Regions from separate parts of the Mus musculus genome. Here regions 1, 2, 4, 5 and 6 are each linked to region 3. Evidence: chromatin loops called from intact Hi-C (ENCODE). Cell type or tissue: left cerebral cortex. All regions are shown on one strand.

Region 1 (4,000 bases), 200 kb before region 3:
GCCAAAGCAGAAACTGGAGGCTTGGCTGGCCTTTTTGTTTGACCTGCTGGAGGCAGCCTTGTCATCCAGAACCCTGGATAGGCTCTGTCTGCCCCATAGCAGGAGATATAGTCAGGAACCTAGCGTGAAACTTGTTTCTCCCTCCCTTTCTGGGCCCTGTGGGACATCTCTGGGGAGAATAGCTCCTTACACTGGGACAACAGGGGAGAAAAAGCCTTTGGATAAACAAAAGCTAAGTCATCTGGGCAGAAAAACAGCTCATGAAATTAACCAGACGAGTCCGGTGTTTCCAGGAATATTTCAGTTCTGAGGTAACTATGTCACTGCAAGCTGGGGGGGGGGGGGACACAGGAGAACAGAAGGGGAGCCTACTGGCCAGTTCTAAAGAGAAGCAGAAAGAAGCATGGTAGTCAGTCGTAGAAATCAAAGTGGAGACCAGTAGAGGTGAAAGGGGAGTTGAAGTATAGTCCTATGACAGCTCTGGTCTTGGACAATATGTGCCCATATCTCAGGCAGCCAAGCTGGAAGGCCTGGACAGAGAACACCTGACCTCAGTATGAGCACTGAGCCGGGGACTCACCATGCCCAGGGGTAGGTTTGGTAGACCCCCAGCTCGGTTTTTCTCTCTAGCTCATGATGTATGCAGGTGGACCCCACCATAAGGCTGCATCCCAGGCCCCCTCCCCCAGCCCTGGTCCCCCGCACCACCCCCCCTGGCTGCTGCCCACTGATTGTTTACATCCCCTCTCCTTGTGTTTATAAATCCGGCTGAGCACGTGAGGAGCTAATGAGTGCAGCTCACGTTTCCTGCTGCAGCACCCCTACACTCCCTATCCTGGCCCCTGCCAGGGCCAGCCCCTAATTCTATCCAGATCCCTGGGCCCTGGGAAACCAGGCCCCCCTCATGAACACACACACACTGCCTTATCCGTGGCAAGTCCAAAGGCCACCCCCACATGCTACATAGGCAGGCAGCAGCCTCCCCTCAGCTCCTGGCCCATCCCACAGGCTGACCACCCTCAGTAAGGGTGGGGGGCTCAGCAGCGCAGATGTCCAGGGTAGATGGGGTAGACTTCATCTGGGTCCAGGGGCTAACAGCTGTAAATCCTAATGTTGGGCCCAGAAGTTATACAGTCTAGGCTAAATATGGAGCCAGAAGGAAAGGTCGTACCTTCAGTCCATATCAGAACTAGCATCTGGGTGACTTTGGAGTACACTGAGGGGAACTGAAGGGAGTAGTTTAAAAGTGGTGAGATCCATGTAGGCCCACGGAAACCTAGTCTTTCCACCCTCACTTCTGCAGTCTCAGGTCCCTTCCCCATGGCTGGTGAGGAATGAAGGTAGGGCCTGGAAGCCAGGAGACCGAGCTCTACCATGAACCCACCTGGTAGCAGTGGCTCCCATAGGAGACTGCACTGTGCTAAGGTTCCTCCCAGATGAATCCTATGGGGCTCCATCTTGGTGTCCTTTCAAACAGTCCTGTTTCCCCCCTTCTCTTCCTTTCTAGTCCAAAAGATGGACGGACCGGTGTCAGGGGAAAGAAGCAGCAGGCAAGGCAAGTCTTTCCTTGTGAAGTGAGTCCGGGAGCTGCGCTTAGGCTGAGGGAAAAGCTGCTCCACTATGCCACAAGAGGGCCCTGGGTTTCTCAGGGAGATGAGAGGAAAGCCACTGCTTTCTGGTCAGCAGCCCTCTGAGGCCGCCGGAAAAGAAGCGAAGGAAATAGCCCAGAGCGAGTGTGCGGGTGAACTGGAAAGGCTGTTGTGGTCAAGGATGTACAGGAGGGTGTGGGAGGGGCTGCAGAGAGTGCAGGAGCCAGGGTGTGAACAGGCAGGTGGGATTATGGGGAGGAATGTGAAGTGTCAGGAATCAGTAGCTAGTGTGTAGGGCTGGCTTGCAGAAGTGTGAACTGGACACTTGGGTGTGCAGCCGGGAGCCCATTACTCCAGTCAGCAGACAGTTCTGAGGTTGCCCAGGGACACCAGCTTCCATTTCTAGTTGTTCCTCTTCCTTGAAGTGTGGCTACCGGACACTAGAGCTATAAGGGTGCACCTTGACTGTTAAGAGAAGTCAGAACTTTCGGCTGGTGGTGAGGGGGGCGAACGGGATGGTGGTGTGTACTGACTGGACTGAGACAGATGCCTGTCAGGGACAATGAAAGCCAGAGATTTCCCTGCTCAGATTCAGAGAGAGAGACAGACAGACAGACAGAGAGAAAGAAGAAAGAGAGGAAGAAGAAGAAGAAGAAGAAGAAGAAGAAGAAGAAGAAGAAGAAGAAGAAGAAGAAGAAGAAGAAGAAGAAGAAGAAAGTGAGAGAGAGGTGTGAATGATGTTCCCCACCTCTAGTCTCTCTCTAAGATTCGGTCTGCCGCTGCCATATACATCCATCCTCCTGTCTGCCCTCCTTTCTTTTGGCAGGTTCTTCCTGCTCCTAGGCTCTGGAGAACACGGAGATTGGGGGTCTCCTAGAGGAAAGCCTTCTGCACCCCAGTGTAATAGAAAGGTAGGTGAGAACATGGGTGTGGGGACTTTGAAGAAGCTACGCGGACTTTGCTTGAGGGGATCAGCTCCAAGAACTGGGGCGGTGGAAGTTGGCAGTTCGCTGGCCCTACCTTCTCGACCGTGACCTCTCGATCTCGGACCCCTCCCGGCGGCGATGGCGCCTTCCCCTTGTGTGGCCCCGGCGCCCCCGGCCCCGCCCCCCCGTTCGCTCCCTTCCCGGCGGCGGCGGGGGCGGAGGCGGGGTCCGGGCGTTGGGCTTCGGGGCTCGGCTGAGCCGCTGCCCGCTCCGGCGCGTCCACTCCCTGCCTGGCCCGCCCTCCTGCCACGGGCCGCCTAGCCAGGCAGCCGCTCGAGGGGCTGCCGGCAGTCTCGGCGCTCCCGGCCGCTGACGGACTTTTTCCTGCTGGGTCCGGCCAGGCTGCGTCTCCCCCACAACACCCTCCTGCAGTAATCACTCCCAGGCCACCGCGGGCTCGGGGCCCCGGCCACCCCGCCGCGCCTACCTGCCTCTGGCTCCCAGGCGGTGGGCAGCATGGAGGGCTCCGGCCACGCCGCGCGCAGCGTAGTAACCGGAGTCCCGTGGCGGCCCGGCCCGGCCCGGCCCGGCCCAGCTAGGTTTGCTCTGCCCTCCGCCCTCCTCTCGCGCGCCCTCCTGCCCTCCCCGCGGGCCGAGGAAGGAGTTCAGCGCGGCCCGAGGTGTCGGCCTCCCCCTCGCTTCCCGCTGCTCGGCCGCGGGCTCCCCCTCTGCCTCTCTCCCTCCCTCTTCCTCTCCTGGCCCCCTCCTCCCTTGCGCCGCGGCCCCCCCCCCACACCCTCGCTGCCCGCCTCGGACTCGCTCGCCCCGATTCTGGCGCGGGGCTCTGTGTCCGCGGGTTCCCTGGGACCCCGCCTCGCCGCGGCTCCAGGTGGCCGCCCGTCCAGGTCTGAGGGTTGTCCAGGCTCCCCGCCGCGTTCTCAGCCACCTCCTGGCTCCGCCAAGCGGACTCCAGGAATGCCGCGTCCCCACCCGGCCCCTCTCGAGGGCGCCCGGCCGTACCTCCCCAGCCCGAGCTCTGCTCCCCGGCCCGGCCCGGGCTTGGGGCTCCGAGGGTGGGGAGGAGGACGGGAACCGGATCTCACTGGTGCTGGGCGGGGGCGGAGGCCTCGGCCTCGGACGCCTGGCTCCTACCTGCTCGGAGGTCCATGGGGCTGGGGGCCGGGCCGGCCGGGCGCGGCTCCTCTCCCAGAGGCTGGCGGAGTGGGAGGGCGAGCCGCGGCTCCGGCGAAGCTTTAATAATCCCATCCGCCAGGCCCACTCGCAGGTTTTTTTCTCTCGGTTTCGCATTTTTTTTTCGGTGTGGGACATTCTGCAAACTTTTTTTTTTCTGACGTGTAAAGCTGTAACCACAAATTGTAGCAGCCCTCCCCGGGTGGGGGGAAGAGGGGGGAGGAGGGAAGGGAGGGCTTCTGGGGCTCCTCTCCCTCCCACAACACTGAGGGGGGGGGTGGTGAGGTGAGGCAA
Region 2 (4,000 bases), 120 kb before region 3:
TTCAGGGTCAGTCATCTCTTCCCCACCCAAAGCTGTTACCTGCCTATTGGTGTTTTTGGGGGTGATGACCGTAGCAATCCTTTGGGAAGCTATTTAGTGCTTCCCACTCAGCTCTACAGCCCTGACTTCCGGCAGCCATAGCCCTGTCCCATGGAGTAGCTTCTTCCAGGTCCATCCCAGGATGAGAGCAGGAGGGTTGGTAAGCCATCCAAGGTCTCACAGAGCAACAGGATTTGAACTTGGGCTGCCTGCTCTGAAGCCAGGTCTTTTTTGGCCCCCTGGCCTTCACGGTGATCAGGAGTGTCCCTGATCACCCACCCTCACCCCTATGCAAGAAACCCCTCTACAGCAAGGAACTGGGTGTGCCTTTGTAGATCCAGAGCCCAGGTGGGAAGACAAAGAGTGTGGCATTGCCATCAAACCGATTGTGATGCTCTGCCTGGGTCCACAGTGGGAGGCTTTGTGGATTTTGAAGAGTTTGTGGAGCTGATAAGCCCAAAGCTGAGGGAGGAGACAGCTCACATGCTGGGCGTTCGGGAGCTACGCATCGCCTTCCGAGAGGTAAGAAGTACAAGGGTATGACAAATGGGTGGCAAGCATAGACTTACATCCTTACTAGAAAGTCTCAGCCTTCAGGAGGCCCAGAGAGGCAAGACTAGGGTCCAGGGTCAGGTAGGGATGGCCTGGCTGACTCCCAGTTCAGGTCTTCATGTCAGGGAAACTTCTCACCAAGGAGACAATGTTGGTTCTCAATGTTGGGGAGGGTCAGATGGTTATGGGGAACAGCATAGCAACAGGTAGTGTTGAGAATAGAACCACGATAGGATGTAGTTCGGTTGATAAGGTGTATGTATAGCTAGTGTGCACAAAGCCCTGGGTTCAATCCCCAGCACCAAAGAAAGCCAGGTATGGTAGTGTACACACGTAATCCAGGGTTTGGGGCGTGGGGAAGGCAGGAGGGTAAGGAGTTGAAGGCTATGCTGAGTTTGAGGACAGCCTGGCCTGCAGGAGGCACTGTCTCAACAATACAAACTCATCAACTAACTCTGAAGATGGCTGAGCATAGTCGTCCACACTTTTAATCCCAATACTTGGGAGGCAGAGGCAAGAAAATCTTTGTGAGTTTGAAACCAGCCTGGGCAGGATGACATAGTGAGACTCTGTTTTAAATAAGAAAGAAAGAAAGAAAGAAAGAAAGAAAGAAAGAAAGAAAGAAAGAAAGAAAGAAAGAAAGAAAGAAAGAAAGAAAGAAAGAGAGAGAGAAAGAGAGAAAGAAAGAGAGAGAGAAAGAGAGAGAGAAAGAGAGAAAGCAAGCAAGCAAGCAAGCAAAACAAGTAGAGCCATATGTATGCAGATATGCAGATAAGGTGGCGTAAAAGCCATGCTTGGACTCTCTACTTGGACAGTTTGACAAGGACAGGGATGGACGGATCACGGTGGCGGAGCTGCGGCAGGCAGCACCAGCTCTGCTGGGGGAACCACTAGAGGGCACTGAACTGGATGAGATGTTGCGAGAAATGGACCTCAATGGGGATGGCACCATAGACTTTGACGGTGAGTCACCCTACAGACACCTCTCCCATGCCTCTAGCACCGTGAACCTCCTTCAATCCCTGACCTGGATTGGCCTTTCCCTTCCCTCTCTCCTGCAGAGTTTGTAATGATGCTATCTACAGGCTGAGGCACCTTCAGGGACAACCTACTGGCCCTGGAGGCCAAGACACCAGCAGACACCAGACTACCACACCCTTCCCCAGCATGGAGAAATCCCCCTTCCCCCAGGCTGGTTCACCCCCTCACCACACCCAACTCCAGAGTCTGCCTGTGCTGTCTTCTCCCATCCCCAAGCTGTGGAGAGAAAAAAAAAATTGAAGCTGGTTACAGTTTTCACTGGAGAACATGATTTGAATCTCTTTAGATCCTGGAGAGGTAGGGAGTTCCCCACAACTGGCTGCATTCAAATGAATGAGGCATAGTGCATTGGGGGAATTCCTAGGACATGATGAATTGAGAGAGTAGCTAGATCACTTCCCACTACTTGTTTGTATAAAGGGTTGTTTTTGAAAAATGAACTTGGGCCTGGTAATGACTTTGTAGGTAAAAGTTTATGCCACTAAGCCTGAATTTGATCCCTGAAGTTTGTGTGGTGGAATGAGAGAACCAACTTCACAAAGTTGCTCTTTGGTAGGCTAATGCCCTGTTCACACCCCCTTGAATAAATAAATAAATGAAAAGTGAACTTGAATCTGGATGTGGTGGTTTGTGCTAGTATCTCTGTACAGACGGCCTAGGCAAGAGGGGCACAAGTTCAACTCCGAAACCCCTGAGAGGATGGAGAGCTCGTGTGTTAGGCCTCAGGGGTGGGCTGGCTTGCGGGAACTCAGTCCCGGACTGAGGGTTGGGTGCCCACCTTCTAACACTCACGGGGGACAGAGACCTGAGGGGAAGGAAGGCATGGGTCACCCGCTCACATTCCAAAGTCTGGAAAGCAATGGAGAAGAACTTAAGCCTGAGAGAGTGGCAGTGCTGAAGGTGACTGGTCAGTCTGCAGAGACAGAGGAGACCCAAAGGGGAGCCAAGGCTCAGGCCTTCTGTACTCGCCCCTGTGGACTTCATTTAAGGTTAGCCTGGAAGATTACAGATGCAGAGTATAGCATTCGATAATCCAAATGAAGAATTCTGATCGAAACTAGGAGAAGGCTGGGAAAGCAGCTTTTTTGTTTTGTTTTGTTTTTTTCCTGAGACAGTGTCTCACTTTGTAGCTCTGGCCGGTTTTGAACAACCTATGTAGACCAGGCTGTCCTGGAATTCAGAGACCCTCCTTCCCCTGTTCCACCCCGCAGATGCTGGCATTAAAGGCATGTACCACCTAACATAGTCACTAAGGAAATCTTTATGCCTCCTATCAGTGTGTCTCAAGATAAAGAAATACTGCTTATAGTGTCTATTTAGAGTTTTGGTTTCCAGCAGTGTTTGAGAAGTGTGACCAGTGTCAAGCTCTGGGTTGAAGTGTGACTTAGTGGTACAGTGCCTCCAGGCACTGGCAAGGTCCTGGGCTCAAATGCCAGCACCACCAAAAACAAACAAACCAACCAACCAACCTCCGCCCCCCCGCCCCCCCAAAAAAGGAAAGAAAGGCCAGCAAGATGGCCCAGCAGGCAAGGTGCCAAGTGTGAAGGCCTGCGGTCAGTCCCCGGGATCCACATGCAGAGGGAGAGAACTGATTCCCACAGGTGTCCTCTGACATGCCACATAGGATGCTGCATGTATGAACCTCTACTCTCAAATAAATAATGTAATTTTAACAACAGAAAAAAAGCTCATTTGTTACAATTTTAAGTGATGTATACTGGGTCAAAGAATGGAATTAGACTCAAATCTGACTTAAAAATTCTTTTTAAGCGATGGTGGCACACACTTTATTGCCAGCCCCGTGGAGCCAGAGGCAGGTAGATCTGAGTTTGAGGCCAACCTGGTCTACATAGCAAGTTCCAGGCCAGTCAGCTACACAGTGAAGCTCTTTGCTTAAGCTTTTGAGTTTTTGTTTTTTTTGTTTTTTTGTTTTTTTGTTTTTTTTTGAGACAGGCTGCCTCAGTGTTCAAGGCCATCCTGGAACTCATTATGGAGCCCAGGCTGGCCTTGAATCCAGAGATTCCCTTGCCTTTGCCTCCTGAGTGCTGGGATTAAAGGCGTCTGCACCTCCCTCCTCGTGTGAAACTCTGTCTTAAACAAAAACAGGGCTGGAGAGATGGCTCAGTGGTTAAGAGCACTGACTGCTCTTCCAGAGGTCCTGAGTTCAAATCCCAGCACCCACATGGAGGCTCACAGCCATCTGTAATGGGATCTTCTTGCGACTCCTACCCTTAAAAAAATAAAAAACTTTAAAAAAGTAAAAACAAATTATTATTTGTGAGTGTGGCTGCCTGCCATGGCACACATGTGGAGGGCAGAGGGTGATTTGGGGGACTCAGCTTCCCCCTTCCACAGTAGGACTTGGGGT
Region 3 (4,000 bases):
CATGTTAGGACATCCCTCCCTTTCAGGAGGGATGACCCCTGAACTTTCCTCCAGTTAACTGCTCTGACCCTTTCAGGCCAGAACCAAAGGGAAGCCATTGTTCTCCTCAGAGGCCAGCCTGGTCTACAGAGTGAGTTCCAGGACAGCCAGGGCTATACAGAGAAACCCTGTCTCAAAAAATCAACCAACCAACCAACCAACCAACCAACAAACAAACACAACAACAACAAAAAACCAAAAAAACTAAAACAACAACAACAACAAAAACCCCAAAAGCCATAAATAAATAAATAAATAGCTAGCACCCAAGCCAGGTGTGGTGTTGCATTGGGGAGGCAGAACAGATATCTGTCAATCCAAGACCTCATTCAGGGCACATGATGAGAACCTGTTTCAAGGTCAGGGTGAAGAATGACATTGCGGGCTAGGGTGTGACAGAGTCCTTGCCTAGTGTGCACGAGACTCTGGCTTCCCAGTACCACATAAGTTCAAGTGTGGGTACCCGTTTGCCATCCCAGTGGTCTGAAGGGGTAAGCAGCAAGAGCCTCAAAGTCGTCTCCAGCTACACAGTGAGTGTGAGGCCAGCCTGGGCTACATGAAAAGGATAGCCCCTCCAAGTAAGTGAGTTTTAGGGATTGGAGTCAGGTCTTGGGCTTGGCAGTGGGTGCCTTTACCCAGTGAGTGATCTCATCTGTTTTGATTTCATGTGTTTGACATGGTGCTATACCTTAGTCTGGGGGTGGGGGGGGAAGGGACTCCCAATACAGAAGGCAAGGCTGAGGCCACAGGCATTTAGAAAATTACAATTAAAAATAACAGTCTCCACCGGGCGGTGGTGACGCGTGCCTTTAATCCCAGCACTCGGGAGGCAGAGGCAGGTGGATTTCTGAGTTCAAGGCCAGCTTGGTCTACAAAGTGAGTTCCAGGACAGCCAGGGCTACACAGAGAAACCCTGTCTCGAGAAAAATAAATAAATAAATAACACAGTCTCGAGGCTGGAGGGCTGGCTCAGCAGTTAAGAGCACTGTCTGAGGACTGCGGTTCTATTCCCAGTATGCACATAGTGGCTCAGAACCATCTGTAACTTCAGTCCCAGGGGATCTAATGTTTTCTTCTGGCCTCCACGGGCACCAGGAATGTGTGTGGTAGACATACATACATACATACATACATACAGGCTAAACACCCACACAAATAAAAAACTAAAATAAAATGAATCCCCATCTGTCAGGACCACTGCCTCTCTGTCTCTCAGCTGCTCTAGCTGCCTGATTACGTGGCTCTCTGAAAGGCAGGTATCCCAAAACTCCATATTCAAGGTCAGCCTGGCTATCACTGGAGGCTTGACTCAGTGGTACACAGAGGAGCCACCATGGAGGGACTAGGGGCATAGATCAGTGATAGAAGGCTTGTATAGCATGCACCAGGCCCTGGGTTCCCCCTTCAGCGTTGGAAAAGAAACATCTTGGCCGTTCTTGGCTCTTTGTTGTTCCATACGCATTTTACTATCAAATTCTCAGTTCTATGAGAAGTTATGGTGAGCCTTAGGTAGAGTTTGCACTGACTGTAGGCTTGGAAAGCCACATCTACGTGCAATAGTCATCACAGTTAAATTCCTGAGCATCTGAAATATTGGCTGACTCCAGGGCTCATAGACAAAATCGTGCAAGAAAAAGGGCTTTAAATACTAGCCAGGGCCTCATGACCCAGTGCCAACAACTGAGGCTCCTCCTCCTAGCTTTTAGAGTTTGCCATGGGAAGAAATCGCCTTTAGGCGGTAAACAGTGACCTCCAGAGGCGAAGATGCAGAGGAGCTGAGCGGCTCAGTCTGTGTCTGGCCACAGAGAAGAGCCGGGCAGGCTATTTTCTTTTTCTCACGCTCAGTGGTTCTCAACCTTCCCAATGCTGAGACTCTTCAATACATACAGTTCTTCATGTTGTGGTGACCCCAACCACTGTATTATTTCATTGCCACTTCGTAACTGTGACTTTGCTATTACTGTGAGTTGTAACCTAAGTGCCTGACTGCAGGATATCCGACCACTGTGCAAGGGTTGTTCAACTTCCTAAGGGGGTCATGACCCACAGGTTGAGAACTGCTGAGTTACAAACCAAGGCCATTCTAAAAACTGGATTCTTTGGAGTAGGGCGATTCAGTTCACATTTGTTACAGCTTCCAAGGGGTGTCTAGACACCTCCTGTATCTGCCATCCCACACAGCCGTCAAGGACGCACGGGACTGCTCTCCCAGAGGAAGAAGACACTAGTGCTTAGTCTTTGAAGACAAAGAGAGAGTAAGCCACACAGCAGGTGAGCACACAGGACTGGGCTGGCCGTGGGCCGGGTGCTGGCTCTCTGCCCACTTCCTTCACAGGGGAAGAGCTTGTTTCAGCCGTGTGCTGGACTCCTGCAGTTGCGTCCCATCTGTGTCTGATTCATATTATCTAGGCTGGAAATGAAACTTAGCTATGACTTAGCCAGAGCTGAGTGAGATCCCAGCACTTGGGAGGCAGAAGCAGGCAGATCTCTGAGTTTGAGGCCACCCTGTCTAGTCACTTGTCACTCCAGTGAGTTCCAGGATATAGTGAGACCCTGTCTTAAAACAAACAAGCAAGCAAACAAACAAACAAACAACCCGCTAGGTGTGGGGAGGCATTCCTGTAATCCCAGCACTCAGAAGGCAGAAAATCAGGAGTTCAGGGTCATCCTGGGCTACATATCAAGTTTGAGGCCAGCCTGGGCCCCAAGAAACCCTGTCACAAAACAGCAAAAAAAAAAAAAAAAAAAAAAAAAAAAAAAAAAGAAAAAGAAGAAAAAAAAAAGGAAAGAAGGGAGGGCGCAGCAGACAGGTCTGTACATATACTGTGTTAATTCCTGTTCTAAAGTTTTACAGATGAAAACGTTTAATGAATGCAGCCACACCTTGGGCACAGAGAGGTCAAGGAACTTGATCAAAGCACCACAGAGCATGTCAACAGAAGGGCAGAGGATTAAACCTGACTGAGTTCAGATTCTGCTCTCAGCAGCTTCGCCAGGTGTCACCCTTAAGGCAACAATCGTTTACTTGATGGGAACGGGAGCGAGGTGATTAAGCACAGATTAAGAAGGAAAGTTACTCCATCATCTCAGGTGCCAGTCACCAAACACCCTTCAGGATAAACCTGTGCTCCTGGGACGATCCTAAACATGCTCAAGACCTCTCGCCCGTTGGCAGGGGCTGGGGAGGGAGGGCTGCCTAACATGCATGAAGCCCTGGGTTCAATCCCTGGGTCTGCATAAAATTAGGTGTTAGGGTGCATGGCTGGAAACCTAGCACTCAGAGGGTAAAGACAGGAGAGAGAAGTCAGAGCCCCCTTGTTTCTGCAGGGAGTTTTAGGTCAGGCTGGGCAGCCCTGACCCATTCTCAAAACCTGAAAGCTTTAGCAAGCTTCGTAGTTACTGGCGCTCACAAGAATTTCAGATTTAAAAGCATTTGGCTCCAGAATGATGGGCAAGTAGTTTAGTTTCTTCTGTCAAATGGTAAATTTTTTTGATCATTGAACTCATGTGCTATTGTAAAGTGTCTTTTTTTTTTTTTTTTTTTTTTTTAATAATCGGGAAAACAGAGTGCAAAGAAACCAAAGGGATTAAATCAGGCAGTGAAAACACACTGCTACCATTTCTTGATTTTTCTTTCCCTTCCTTCCTTCCTTCTTCCTTCCTTCCTTCCTTCCTGAGACAGGGTCTCATACAGCACAGACCAGCCTCCAACTAACTTGCTGTGTTGGCTAGGATGACCTTGAACTCCTAATCCTCCTGCTTCTACCCTCCACCTCTTGAGTGCAGAGATGAAAGGCATGTATAACCAGACCTTGGAATACAACACCTCTAGTCTCTGTAGTATTTTGTATACTTACAATGAAAGAAAAGTAGTATTTTTAATTTTTGAAATAGGAAACCGGTTATAGTATTAAATAAGTATTTCCTAAAGAGAAGTCCCAGGCAGGCACTCCTTCATCCC
Region 4 (4,000 bases), 210 kb before region 3:
CCCTAAGAAGGCCTCAGATATTCTGGGGCTGTTCCCAAAGGTATGTGGCACCCACTTCCTGAGTCCACAAAGCCCTGAGGGAGCAGGGAAGCCTGGGTGGGGCAGACCCCTCCTCATTCCTGGTCCCTCCCACCCCTGAAAGCTGATAGCCGTGGGGCCTGCCACCGCCCAGGGAGCGTGAAATGGGGTGTGCCGCTGGGCGGCCACAGCAGCTCCCTCCACTGCCTGCGCCTAGTCGCTTGTCTCCTTTGGCAGCTCCTGACACCCTGACCTGCTCTGTGGATCTTGGCTGAGCCATCCCTACCTGCCCTCCCTTCAGCCCCCACCCCAGATCTGCCTGGCTCAGGTCCAGGTAGCTTCTCCAACACTGACTGGAAAGATACCTCCCAGGGGCTTTAGGTTCCCTCAGCCCCTAAGGGATCTGGAGTGCTCTGCTTCAGTGCAGGGACCCTAGCACTAGCCTTCTGGTGGGGGAGGTGTGTGGGGGTGGAGCTCTCCCTAGGAAGCATGCTGTCCTCTCCAGGTGAGCAATAAGATGGATCATCCTGGCTGCTCAGTATCCGACGTGTCTCTAAGGTGGTTAGGGCACTGACTTGGTCTCCTATCTTTGGGTGTTTTCCTACTTTCTTCTCTAACCTCATCATTTTCCTTCCTGCCTAGAACACTTTGCTTGATGCAGAGTTCTCAGAGTGGAGACCAAACTGGTGGTCTAAGTTAGTGGCTCAATTCTGTCTTGTATACGAAGTGTCTTTGGTCAGCACTGATTCCAGAAGCTGGTGATAGAAGTGGATGGAGTTAACTTATACTTTGCAAATACCCTAAGCCTTATTAGGTTCAAGGTCAAAGTCCTGTGAAGACCAGGAGAACAAACAACCTGAACAGAAACCTAGACCTGGGACTCCCTGGGGCTGAGACTCACTGCGCGCGGCTCCTGTGGGAGCAGGTTCATCTTAGCTTTACTCAGTGTGACAGTTCTGGGTGGGGTCAGCACTCTTCACAAATATACATCCTGAAAGTCCCTCGCCTTCAGTTTGAGATGGGTCATATGGACAGAGCCAGTTAGAGCTGAAAAGATGGGGCAGGTAAAAGTGAGGGAGGGCAGCAGCTGCATGAGTTCAATGGGATGTGAGGTCTCTCCCATTTCTTTCTCTCTCCTTAGCAACTCCCCCACTCAGGCCCTGCTACTCATTCTGAGCTGAAATTCAGTCCAGTTTAGGGGATTTTGTGCACCCAGGTGGACACCCCAAAACATCTTGCCCATCCAGCCTTCATCTTTTCCCCAGCCTTCATTTTTGCCATATTCCTTCAGGGTCTCCTCCTAGCCCCTCTCTTCCCTCTCAGACCCAGCACCTTAGCCTAGTAGGTTCTGAGTTTCCTGGATTTAAAGGGTGAAAAAATAGGAAGGTTTCTCTGGGTCCCTAGTGTCTATTCTGCCTTGCCTAGGAACTTTCCCCACCAGCTCCGCTAGTCAGCTCCCCTTTCACTGGGACCAACAGTTCAGAAGTTCTGGAGATTTGCAAAGTGCCCTGCTGGTCATTCCTCACTCTGGCCACCAGGTGTCAGACTTTATCCAGCAGGAAAGAGGTCCTAGTTAGTCCATAGAGCCATATCCTGGAGGCAAGTTGGGGAGGTACCTCCAAGTTCTCTCTGAACTGGCCAGGCTAGGGACCCTGAAGGGTCAGATCCACAGCTCTGTCACAGTCACCTCCTCTGTGTCATTGGTACTAGTCTGCTGGCAAGTGTTTTTCCCTCTAGGAAATTTGGGTACCAGCCTGAGTCAGGGAGCTCAGGAATGGAGAGGACAAAGGCAGGGACAATTAAGGCTCCCTAGAAGGGAGGACTCAGAGGGACTGCCATCAGACTGTGCCGTCTCCCCTGAATCGCTAGCCTGTGTGCTCTAGGCTAAGGGAAGCAAAGACCCGCCCTGTGCCTCCCCATTTTGCCGGCTGTGGCCGTGGTGACTGGTGAATGTGCTTGTGTAAGATGAGTGTTTGAGTGAGTTCCCTTGCTGCTGAGAGGGTCCCTGAGTCCCCGCTGCTTCCTCATTCTCTGGTGAGGTATGGTGATTTGCCTCGATTTAGAGCCTCCTCAGAACTGGATCTCACCTCCAGGGAGCTGCCTTCTCTCCTAGGTGCAGGTTTCTAATACACTGAGCTCTCTGGGGAGGACAAGGGGGAAGTCAGCCCCTCTCATCTCTATTCTCTCTCCTTTCTCCCTAAGGACACAGGACTTCTGGAGACCTAGGCAAGTGGCTGAGGCTGAGTGACGAGAGGGCATTCTCCAATACTGAGGATCAGCAAGACAAGCAAAGTCAAGAGGTGGGGGACCCTAGGTCATAGAAAGCGATTGTTGAGCAGTTGGGAGCCATTGTGCCACACACTACAAGCAGAGTAGACACTAGGAGGAACAATGGCAGGAAATGGATTGAAGAGCTGCTTCATGTGTGGAGCACCGAATTCACAGAAAGTGAGGGCGGGGCCTTACAGGGCAGCCACAGGTGAGAACGGGCTCAGAGAGCACTTCAGGGCTCTAGCCTTTTTCTTTTTCATTTCTGATTTGTGTTTTTGAGACAGTCTCTTGACTATCTCAAGACTTAGAACTTACTATGTAAACCAAGGCTGGCCTTGAACTCCTGATCTTCTTGCCTTCATCTCCCAAGTATTGGGCTTACAGAAGTGCAGCACCGCTTGGGTTTTTGACATACCCACTAGTTATTCCCCACCACGGTGACTGGAGTGTCAGCACTTTGTCCTACAGCGCATCTGGTGGGAATGTCTGTGTGTCCTACAGAGCATCTGGTGGGAATGTCTGTCCTGGGTTGCTAAGAAATGCCACCAATGGGATCCATACGGAAGATGTGTCAGCAACCACCTGGCCTTCCCTGTGTCTGCCCAGCCAGCTTTTGGATTCTCTCTTTATCTCTTCAGTACCCCAAACCCTCCACTCTTCGGCTTCCACCTCCACACTTGGCAATAACACGCTTAGATCCCTTCTGTTTAAAACAGACAAATGCTAAGCCTCCCTTGACCCCGCCTTTGCCACAGCACACAGGACACATCTTCACTTCTCGCCTCACACCGTGTCTTTCTTGGACTCACCATGTGGTGTCTGCCTCTCACCTGCTATGTCACAGGCTCCTGTGGGGTGTGCATGGTGACGTACACATAATACCGGCACATAGGACACTGAAGCAGGAGGATCACTGTGGGTTTTAAGTGAGCCTGGTCTACATAGCTCCCTATACCCAAACACAAAGCAGTTGCCTGTGGTTCCTAACTGCCCAAGCTTGTGTGTTTCCTGTTTTCTCCTCTCAGTTCTCCAGAGCTTGAGATTCCGGGTCAGCTGCTCTCAGCTTCTAAACCTCTCAAAACTCTCCTTTTGGACAGTCTTTTTTTTTAATATTTATTTCTTTATTATATGTAAGTACACTGTAGCTGTCTTCAGACACTCCAGAAGACGGCATCAGATTTCGTTACGGATGGTTGTGAGCCACCATGTGGTTGCTGGGATTTGAACTCAGAACCTTTGGAAGAGCAGTTGACGCTCTTAACCGCTGAGTCATCTCACCAGCCCCCTTGGACAGTCTTTGCATCACTTTAAATCAAACTACCAAGGATTTCACTGTGTCAGGCATTATGCTAAAACATTATCTGGATGTGTGGCTGAGCAATCCTGGAGCCTGCCCCCCAAATACCGTCTGACTGAAAAGGAGATTCACCTGTGCCCTGACCCATCTCTGCCTATCTAAAACCTTCCTGTCCTCTGAGAACAGTACTGAATCTCACCCTGTGCCTTTATGCAAAAGATGTGCTGAGCACTTGCCATGAGCAGATACTCACACACATCAATAGGGAGACACACTGCTTCCTCCCTACTGCCTTCTGTCTTACACTTTCATTTGATGGGTCTGCCTGCTTGACTCCCTACCTTTCCTAATATTTATTGGTTCTCTCCTCCTACCATGTAAGTAACTCATATTTGGTTTGGCAGCAACCACCTG
Region 5 (4,000 bases), 290 kb before region 3:
TGATCAGCACACACGGGAACAGTTGCCCTCTGAACATAAAGGTTCAGAAAAGAACAGGCTGAGCAAGAGCCTGCCATATGGAGGAAAGGTGCACAGCCCAGCTTAGGCTGGAGAGATAGATAATATAACACATTTGTGGGCTGGAGAGATGGCTCAGTGGTTAAGAGCACCACATGGCGGCTCACAACCATCCTTAACGAGATCTGATGCCCTCTTCTGGGGTGTCTGAAGACAGCTACAGTGTACTTGCATATAATAAATAAATCTTAAAAAAATTTTTTTGTTCAAGATACAGAGAGGCTGAAGAGCAGAGATGTGGAGGGAGGGTACCTAACTGAGAGATGCAGAGGCCAGGCAGGGCTCTTAAGTCTCACAGGCCACTGGAAGCAAATGAGTGTCATCCTAGGCCCTAGACCAGTCGAGGTAGAGTTTAAGCAGTGAAAGCCACAATAGAAAGACAGGGAGCCTGAGAAGAGGCTACTGTGCTTCACACAGATGGTGCTGGTGCATCTAAGGGAATCAGACAGGTAAGGAGTTGAAGAAGACTCATCATGTTTTAGAAGATGGAGACTTCAAGGGGAGGAGGGAGCAGGTTACAGTGGTGGGATCAGGAGCTCAGTGTGGACTAAGTTTTCAGCACTTACCATCACCGTGAGCAGAAATGGTGGTCCTCTCCTCTTTGCACTGCCAGCATCCTGGCCCAGTCCAGCACAATCTGGATATGGGACTTGGTTTGTAGAAAGAAGGAAATGCACTCGGGAGGCAGAGGCAGGCGGATTTCTGAGTTCGAGGCTAGCCTGGTCTACAGAGTGAGTTCCAGGACAGGCAGGGCTATGAAACCCTGTCTCGAAAAACCAAAAATTAAGAGAAGAGAAGAGAAGAAAAGAAAAGAAAAGAAAAGAAAAGAAAAGAAAAGAAAAGGGGCTGGTGAGATGGCTCAGGGGGTAAGAACACTGACTGCTCTTCCGAAGGTTCTGAGTTCAAATCCCAGCAACATGGTGGCTCATAACCACCCATAATCTGACACCCTCTTCTGGTGTGTCTGAAGACAGCTACAGTGTACTTACTCATAATAATGAATAAATAAAAATCTAAAAAAAAAGAGAAAGAAAAAGAAAAGAAAAGAAGAGAAAAGAAAAGAAAGAAGAGAAGAGAAGAGAAGAGAAGAGAAGAGAAGAGAAGAGAAGAGAAGAGAAGAGAAGAGAAGAGAAGAGAAGAGAAGAGAAAAGAAAAGAAGGGCTGGTGAGATGGCTCAGTGGGAAAGAGCACCCGACTGCTCTTCCGAAGGTCCGGAGTTCAAATCCCAGCAACCACATGGTGGCTCACAACCATCTGTAACAAGATCAAGATCTGATGCCCTCTTCTGGAGTGTCTGAAGACAGCTACAGTGTACTTACATATAATAAATAAAAAAATCTTTAAAAAAAAAAAAAAAAAAAGAAAAAAGAAAAGAAAAGGAAGAAGGAAATGATTGAAGCTGGCCTGAAAGGTCAAGTTTACAAGTTTACCTTCCTCCTATACACCACTAGGTGGCAGCACCACCTCAAAGACCAGCCTTAGCAGCCCAGAGGCCTCTTCACACTATCTGGTCCCCTGGCAGACTGAAACTGCTTTCTCAGGTCTCAAGAATCCATGAAGGATGCCCAGGAGACCTGCCCCTGGGAACAAGGTCTGGCTGGGACAGTGGGTGGGGCTGTGGGTGGGATGGTCCATCTGGGTTTCCAGGTACTGAAAGGATGGCTGGCATCTCCAAACCCACACTCAGACTCTGCTCTGACAAGTTCTTCAGGCAGATTTTTTTTTTTTTTTTTTTTTAAATAGGAACTGTTCCAGAAAACCCAGGCCAGGGTGGGGCTGTGCTCTTAGGCCCAGTCTCAGAGAGTCAGGGCAGTGCTTGTGTGAAGGTCAGGGGCACTGCTTCTGCTGTAGCTGCTAGCCCTCTTCTGCTTCACATTTCATGTGTTCAGGAGTGTGGTCACTCATTCATTCATTCATCAAACATCAATGCTTGTCTGAGTCTAGGCCTGAAATGAGCCAGGAACAATGGAGAGATGATTCAGTTGGCTAAGTGCTTCCTTCAATCTTACTTCAGTCCCTCATACCCACATAAAAAGCCGGTCTGTGACACACAGTTACGGTCCCAGCACTGGGGTGGTGGAGATAGGTGGATTTATGAGGCTTCATGTCCCACTTGAGAGACTCTGTCTCAAAATAAATGAACTGGGTGGTTGGAGAGATGGCTCGGTGGTTAAGTGTTCAGAACATGTACGTGAAGGCAGGCATGGTGGCACATGCCTTTAATCCCAGCACTCGGGAGGCAGAGGCAGCCGGATTTCTGAGTTCGAGGCCAGCCTGGTCTACAAAGTGAGTTCCTGGACAGCCAGGGCTATACAGAGAAACCCTGTCTCGAAAAAAAAAACCTAACTAACTAACTAACTAATTAACTAATAATAATAATAATCTTAAAATTAATTAAAATGAGTATATAGATGGATCCTGAAAAATTATATATAAGATTGACCAGACACATACCTGCACATAGCATGCATGCACTCATACTCACAGAATATGCACACATACTTGTAACACATATGTTCATATGCACACAAGAGAGAGATGACCGCCGGGCGTGGTGACGCATGCCTTTAATCCCAGCACTCGGGAGGCAGAGGCAGGCAGATTTCTGAGTTCAAGGCCAGCCTGGTCTACAAAGTGAGTGCCAGGACAGCCAGGGCTACACAGAGAAACCATGTCTCGAAAAACCAAAAACCAAAAACAAAACAAAAAAAAGAGAGAGATGACCATGGAGCATCAATTACAGTGGAAGTCAGTGGGTATCTCTCCTCATATATCAACATGCCTGACATTCAGGTGTAGAGATGTTATGATGTAATGGCTGCCTTCCCCCAATTTATATGTACAACAATGAATGTTTTGATTGACGATGGTTTTAAATGAAAGCAATATGGCCTGGTAGTGTTAAATGTAGAATGGAACATGCATACAGTTGGGGTCAGGGCATCAGGGCGTGGGTCTGAAAGGAACAGCAGGATTGGTTATGGAAGAAGGCACATAAAGGGGCTTCCAGGTCCATGGAAAAGCAGAAGCCCAAAGTGAAGAACTAACAGAGAGAGGAGATTCTTAGGGGATGGCAGGAACCAAGCTAAAGAGGGCAACAGGACTCTACCATTCATGCTTCAGTTTAAGAGACTCGCCAGCCTGGCGCTGGTAGTGCACGCCTTTAATCCCAGCACTCAGGAGGCAGAGGCAGGCAAACTCTGTGAGTTTGAGGCCAGCCTGGTCTACATAGTGAATTCTTGCACAGCCACAGCTCCATAGCCCTGTCTCAAAAACGAGAGAGAGAGAGAGAGAGAGAGAGAGAGAGAGAGAGAGAGAGAGAGAGAGAGAGAGACTGTTCACCTAGGCCACTAGGGTGGTATAAATCTCTATAAGTTCAAGGCTAGCCTGGTTTACATAGTTAAGTTTCAAACTAACCAAAGGCTACATGGTGAGACTCTGTTTCAAAAAAGCTAAGCACAGGTTACTGTTCAACCGAACCTGGCTTGGGCAGCAGAAAATTGGGGTCCAAAATGTCCCCTTAAGATTTTACACTTTTGACAGGTGGTGGTGGCTCATGCCTTTAATCTCAGTACTTGGGAGGCAGAAGCAAGTTAATCTCTGAGTTCAAGTTCAAGGCCAGCCTGGTCTACACCCTGTTCCAAGACAGGGATACACAAGGAAACCCTGTCTCAAAAAAAACAAACAAACAAACAAACAAAACCAAAGGAGACTTGGCAGTCTCAGGTGGGTATAGTGGCACACACCTTTGACCCCAGCGCTTGGAAGACAAAGGCAAGCAGATTTCTGAGTTCAAAGTCATCCTGGTCTACAGAGTGAGTTCCAGGGCAGCAAGGGTTACACAGAGAAACCTTGTCTGGAAAAACCAAAACCAGAAACAAAAACAGGACTTTTCACTCTTGGTAGCTCTGGGGCACTAGAC
Region 6 (4,000 bases), 77 kb before region 3:
CAACTTCGGAGACACACTCCTCCCCCCTGCGCTCCACCTACAAGCTCTACGTGACCACGCCCACTTCTCAGGCCAGCAAACTGAGGCTGAGCCAGGCTCGTCTAGCAGGCCCCGGATTGCAAAACTCGAGCGGTTTCTCTCCAAGACCTCGACTGCCCGGACAAGGCGAACAAGGATGGAGTTGGAGCCTCACCTGTAGGGACCGGGGTGCCTGGCCCGGGGGTGCTGGAGCCCGGGGTACTGCTGGGGGCGGGCGCGATAGGTTTGTAGGACATCCCAACTCCTCAGTGCGGCGGCCGCCAGCCGGCCGCTCCTCTGGGGTTGGCTGTCCGGCAGCTCAGCCGCACTCTGATTGGCAAGCGAGCTGCACGCCCCTGGTAAATAGAGCTCCGGCCGGAAGGGTGGGCGGGCACGATCGGTCCTCACTCTCGATTGGCGCGCTCAGCTGTCACTCGAGCCTCCTCATTGGCTGAATCTTGCCCCCGCAGGGCGCAACCGCTGCCGATTGGCCTCCACCTTCCGGACCTCGCACCTGTCTGCCCCGGATTGGGCGGTGACAGTCGTCCTCCTCAATTGGCGAGTTCGGGGCCCGGGGCCGGCGCGCTTTCAATCCGATTAGTCCCGAGGTCCAAGAGGCGGGGCCTCGGCAGCGGGCCAGTCTGGTCCCCGCGGTTTGCTCCGGTGGTGTGTGGCGGGCCGCCGAACACACTTCGTCCTCACCGCTTCGCGACTTCCCTCCGCTCAGAACTCCCAAGGCCACGGCTCCCACAGTGTGAGCACTCCGCCCTACCCCGAGCGTTTTACGTCACCTTTCACTGGTTCCGTGTCCCCCCCCCTTCGGCTGTGCGCATGTGCGCGCCTCAGGCCTGTATTTGTTCCCATGGCAACGGTTCCCTCACCAAAGTCATTACCAAGCTCCTTCTCTGGATTGGTTTGAATCTTCGGTCTAGGCAGGTGGGTCCAAGGCAGCCAACGACGCTGCTCGACACTGAACCCTAAGTCCCCTACTCTCTCCACAGACAATGATAGAGCATCATAGATCAAGAATTGCGTTAGGTCAAGTCAGGACCCTGGTCAAGACCCTTGGCTGGAATCTCAACACCTCATTAATGGTTTCCTCCTGGACTCTTTTTGGCGGGTGGGATGAGATTGAGACAAGGTCTCAAGTAGCCCAGTCAGAACTCGAACTCTCCGGGTAGGGGAGGGTGACCTTGAATTCCTGATGCTCTTGTCTCGGAAATGCTAAAGGATTACAGTCACACGCCAGTTTCTTGCCCTAATAGGTTTCCGTTTTCTCATGAAACATGAAGACAGTAATACCTGGAAAGTAAACTTGGAAGTGGGTAGAGAAATAGAGATGAGAGCCAGCCCCATATGGGTTGAAGCATGGTTGATTATTGTTCTGACGTCATTAATGAAACTCCCACCTGGGTCTGGCCATCTAGTTCCTATTTCCTTGAAATCAATTCACTTTAAAATTAAAATAAAACTATTTTATGTATACGAGTGTTTTGTCTGCATATATGTCTGCAGAACTGCTGCTTTAGCCCTCAACTCACTTTTTAAAAAAGCGACTGCAGAGATGGCTTAGCAGGTAAGAGGACAGGCTGCTCCTCCAGAGGACCCAGGTTAGAATTCTAAGCATTTACATAAAGTGCCTCAGAACCATCTGTAACTGCATTTCCAGGGGGCCCAATATCTCTTTCTGTTCTCAGTGGGCACCTAGCAAGCAGGTAGTACACAAACGTACAGTCAGAGAAAACACCCTAGACTTTTTTTTTTTTTTTTTTTCTGAGAAAGGGTCTCACTATCTAGCTCTAGCTAACCTGGAACTCAATATGTAGGCCAGGCTGGCCTTAAACTCACAGAGATCCTCTCTCTTCTTCCTGAATGCTTTGATTGAAGGCATGCACTACCACTCCCAGCTAAATAAATCTCCCTGTTTTTTTTTTTAAAGACTTATTTTATTTATTATATGTAAGTACACTGTAGCTGTCTTCAGACACCAGGAGAGGGAATCAGGTCTTGTTACAGATGGTTGTGAGCCACCATGTGGTTGCTGGGATTTGAACTCGGGACCTCTGGAAGAGCAATCAGTGCTCTTAACCGCTGAGCCATCTCTCCAGCCCATAAATCTCCTTTTAAAAGACTATTAAAAAACAAACCAAAAGGCTGAAGAGATAGTTCAGTGGTTAAGACTGACTGCTCTTCCAAAAGTTTTGAGTTCAATTCCTAGCAACCACATGGTGGCTCACAACCATCTGTAGTGGGATCCAGTGCCCTCTTCTGGTGTGTCTGAGGACAGCTACAGTGTTCTCAAGATATATAAAGTAAATAAATCTTTAAAAAAAACCCAAACAAATCTCAAATTAAAAACAAAAAAACAAACAAACAAACAAAAAAAACAAAACCTGGCATTTAATCATGCCTTTTTAGAATTCTCTAATTCACAATTAAGGCCCTGGGATGGCGGTGAGAGTGTGTAACCTCAAGGAGGCTGGAGGATCAAGAACTCAACACCAGCCTATCCCAAATAAACAAAAATAAAAGTGCCCCGGTCAGGTCACCCAAGACAACCCCCATGTGTGCCAGCAGGACTGCATGGTGGGAAAGACTCCAGTAGGTGGGTGGGAGTGTGTGAAGAGGAGCTACTGTAAAACACTCCGTTCAGGAATGTCTCAGTTCCCCTCCTTTCAGCCTTAAGCCTTCCTGCTTTCTCCCTTGCTCCATATGTTCATTGCTTGGGGTTGAGTAATATCCAAAGGAAACAAAACACCATGGACTGAATAGTTTAAATTGAGATTATTTTTGCACAGCTTAGGGGCTAAAAGTCTGAGGTTGGAGTACCAGCGTCCTGGGTCCCTGCTGTGGGCTTTCTTCCCGGCCTCACACAGTGTTTCTACATAAGGGCCCTGTCCTTTGACCTTTAATTTTCACTTTTTCCTTAGGGACCTACCTCCAGATTCAGCCACAGGGGGAAGTAGGGGTGCACATGTGAGCTTAAGGGAACACACCGGCATCCAGCTCTGAACATCTGGGGAGGTGAGAGTGGGCTGAACACACTGAAGCGATCTAGATGTTCCTCTTCTTTCCAGAGTGGATCCTCCCTGAGGAACAGGGTGTGTCCTGAAGGAGGTTAGAGCAGACAGCTGCAGCCTGCCTACTAAAGACCAGACTCTGATCACTCGGGGGAAGCTGGCAAAGGCCTCTTGGCCTGTTTGTCAGGGGAACCCTTCCCCAGCCTCAGTGTGTGTGTGTGTGTGTGTGTGTGTGTGTGTGTGTTACATGTGTGGGAATGTGTGGGTGCAAGTCCATGTGAATGACTGAGGAGTGAGAAGACCAGAGAAGAGAGTATCCGGTGTTCTCATCTACTGCTGTTTGCCCCTCTGCCTTGAGTTGGCGTATGCCATTGAACCAGAAACTCACATTTCAGCTAGCCTGGCTGGCCAGGGAGCCCCAACTCTACCCCCTAAATTTTGGGGTCACAGGATCACTCAACTATGCCTGGCTTTTTTTACATCGGTATTCAACTAGGGACTCAAACTCAGATCTTAGTGCTTGCAGACTAAGCACTCAGCCCAGCCCCTGGGGTTTGTGTAGGTTTGGTTCTGAGACGCGATTTTGCTCTACAGCTCCAGCTAAGCAGAACTCGCAGGAGCGCTCTTGCCTCTGCCTCTCAAGCTTGGCTCACAGTGTGAGTCACCTGGCTTCTCTGTGCAATTAGGGGACCTTCCGGTATGGCGTCCTCCAGATCAAAGGCTAGGAAGTGAGACCCACAGACTACGTTCACCTCACAGGCTGATAGTCAACAGCCATCTGTAACTTTATGTGAATAGCTGACATTGCTTTTCCTTTACTTTAAAACAAAGTGTTCTATTTTTAATTATGTGCATGTCTGTGTGTCTGAGTGGTATGTGCAGGGCAGGGCAGGTACCTGAGGAGTTCCTAAGAGGATGACACACTCCCTGGAGTTGGAGCTCCAGGCAGTTGTGAGCCACCC

Evidence for each region. Peaks named below come from ENCODE experiments on the same cell type or tissue, not always from the same donor. Only the 100,000 strongest peaks of a DNase experiment are listed, where the experiment ranks them.
Region 1: a loop joins it to region 3, with 2.7 times the contacts of the local background. A loop is called at or near these places in 14 of 42 quality-filtered maps.
Region 2: it touches region 3 in a loop (6-fold over the local background); 3 of 42 quality-filtered maps call a loop at or near these places.
Region 4: a loop joins it to region 3, with 4 times the contacts of the local background. A loop is called at or near these places in 13 of 42 quality-filtered maps.
Region 5: a loop joins it to region 3, with 2.2 times the contacts of the local background. A loop is called at or near these places in 3 of 42 quality-filtered maps.
Region 6: a loop joins it to region 3, with 2.4 times the contacts of the local background. A loop is called at or near these places in 8 of 42 quality-filtered maps.

Annotation. Positions count from the first base shown.
Region 1 is chr19:4,214,168-4,218,167 of GRCm38, reverse strand. It overlaps Clcf1 (cardiotrophin-like cytokine factor 1), which reads right to left and starts at 3,930. Exons shown (of 3, transcript NM_019952.5): 1 at 3,668-3,930. The coding sequence starts at 3,683. It overlaps Gm45928 (predicted gene, 45928), which reads right to left and starts at 3,743. Exons shown (of 4, transcript NR_132309.2): 1 at 3,668-3,743. It overlaps LOC102631992 (a long non-coding RNA gene), which reads left to right. Exons shown (of 4, transcript XR_003952884.1): 3 at 2,416-4,000. In left cerebral cortex, a CTCF peak has its summit at 1,619 (motif pointing right); DNase peaks (open chromatin) are centred at 1,646 and 3,802; H3K4me3 peaks cover 1,392 bases.
Region 2 is chr19:4,133,668-4,137,667 of GRCm38, reverse strand. It overlaps Cabp4 (calcium binding protein 4), which reads left to right. Exons shown (of 6, transcript NM_144532.2): 4 at 452-561; 5 at 1,407-1,554; 6 at 1,653-2,245. The coding sequence ends at 1,681. Among named protein-coding and RNA genes, the nearest start is that of Cabp4, 3.9 kb to the left of the region's middle. In left cerebral cortex, CTCF peaks have their summits at 1,336 and 1,536; a DNase peak (open chromatin) is centred at 1,533.
Region 3 is chr19:4,017,173-4,021,172 of GRCm38, reverse strand. No RefSeq gene overlaps it. Among named protein-coding and RNA genes, the nearest start is that of Ndufv1, 6.4 kb to the right of the region's middle. In left cerebral cortex, a CTCF peak has its summit at 1,795; a DNase peak (open chromatin) is centred at 1,770; H3K27ac peaks cover 350 bases.
Region 4 is chr19:4,226,066-4,230,065 of GRCm38, reverse strand. All of the region lies in intron 1 of Gm45928 (predicted gene, 45928), which reads right to left. All of the region lies in intron 2 of LOC102631992 (a long non-coding RNA gene), which reads left to right. Among named protein-coding and RNA genes, the nearest start is that of Pold4, 3.8 kb to the left of the region's middle. In left cerebral cortex, a CTCF peak has its summit at 1,550 (motif pointing right); a DNase peak (open chromatin) is centred at 1,550.
Region 5 is chr19:4,307,606-4,311,605 of GRCm38, reverse strand. No RefSeq gene overlaps it. Among named protein-coding and RNA genes, the nearest start is that of Grk2, 3.4 kb to the right of the region's middle. In left cerebral cortex, a CTCF peak has its summit at 1,527 (motif pointing right); a DNase peak (open chromatin) is centred at 1,566.
Region 6 is chr19:4,093,701-4,097,700 of GRCm38, reverse strand. Cdk2ap2 (CDK2-associated protein 2) reads right to left here and starts at 350. Exons shown (of 4, transcript NM_026373.4): 1 at 194-350. The coding sequence starts at 275. In left cerebral cortex, CTCF peaks have their summits at 171, 372 and 2,288 (motif pointing left); DNase peaks (open chromatin) are centred at 84, 489, 821 and 2,720; H3K4me3 peaks cover 1,431 bases; H3K27ac peaks cover 1,633 bases.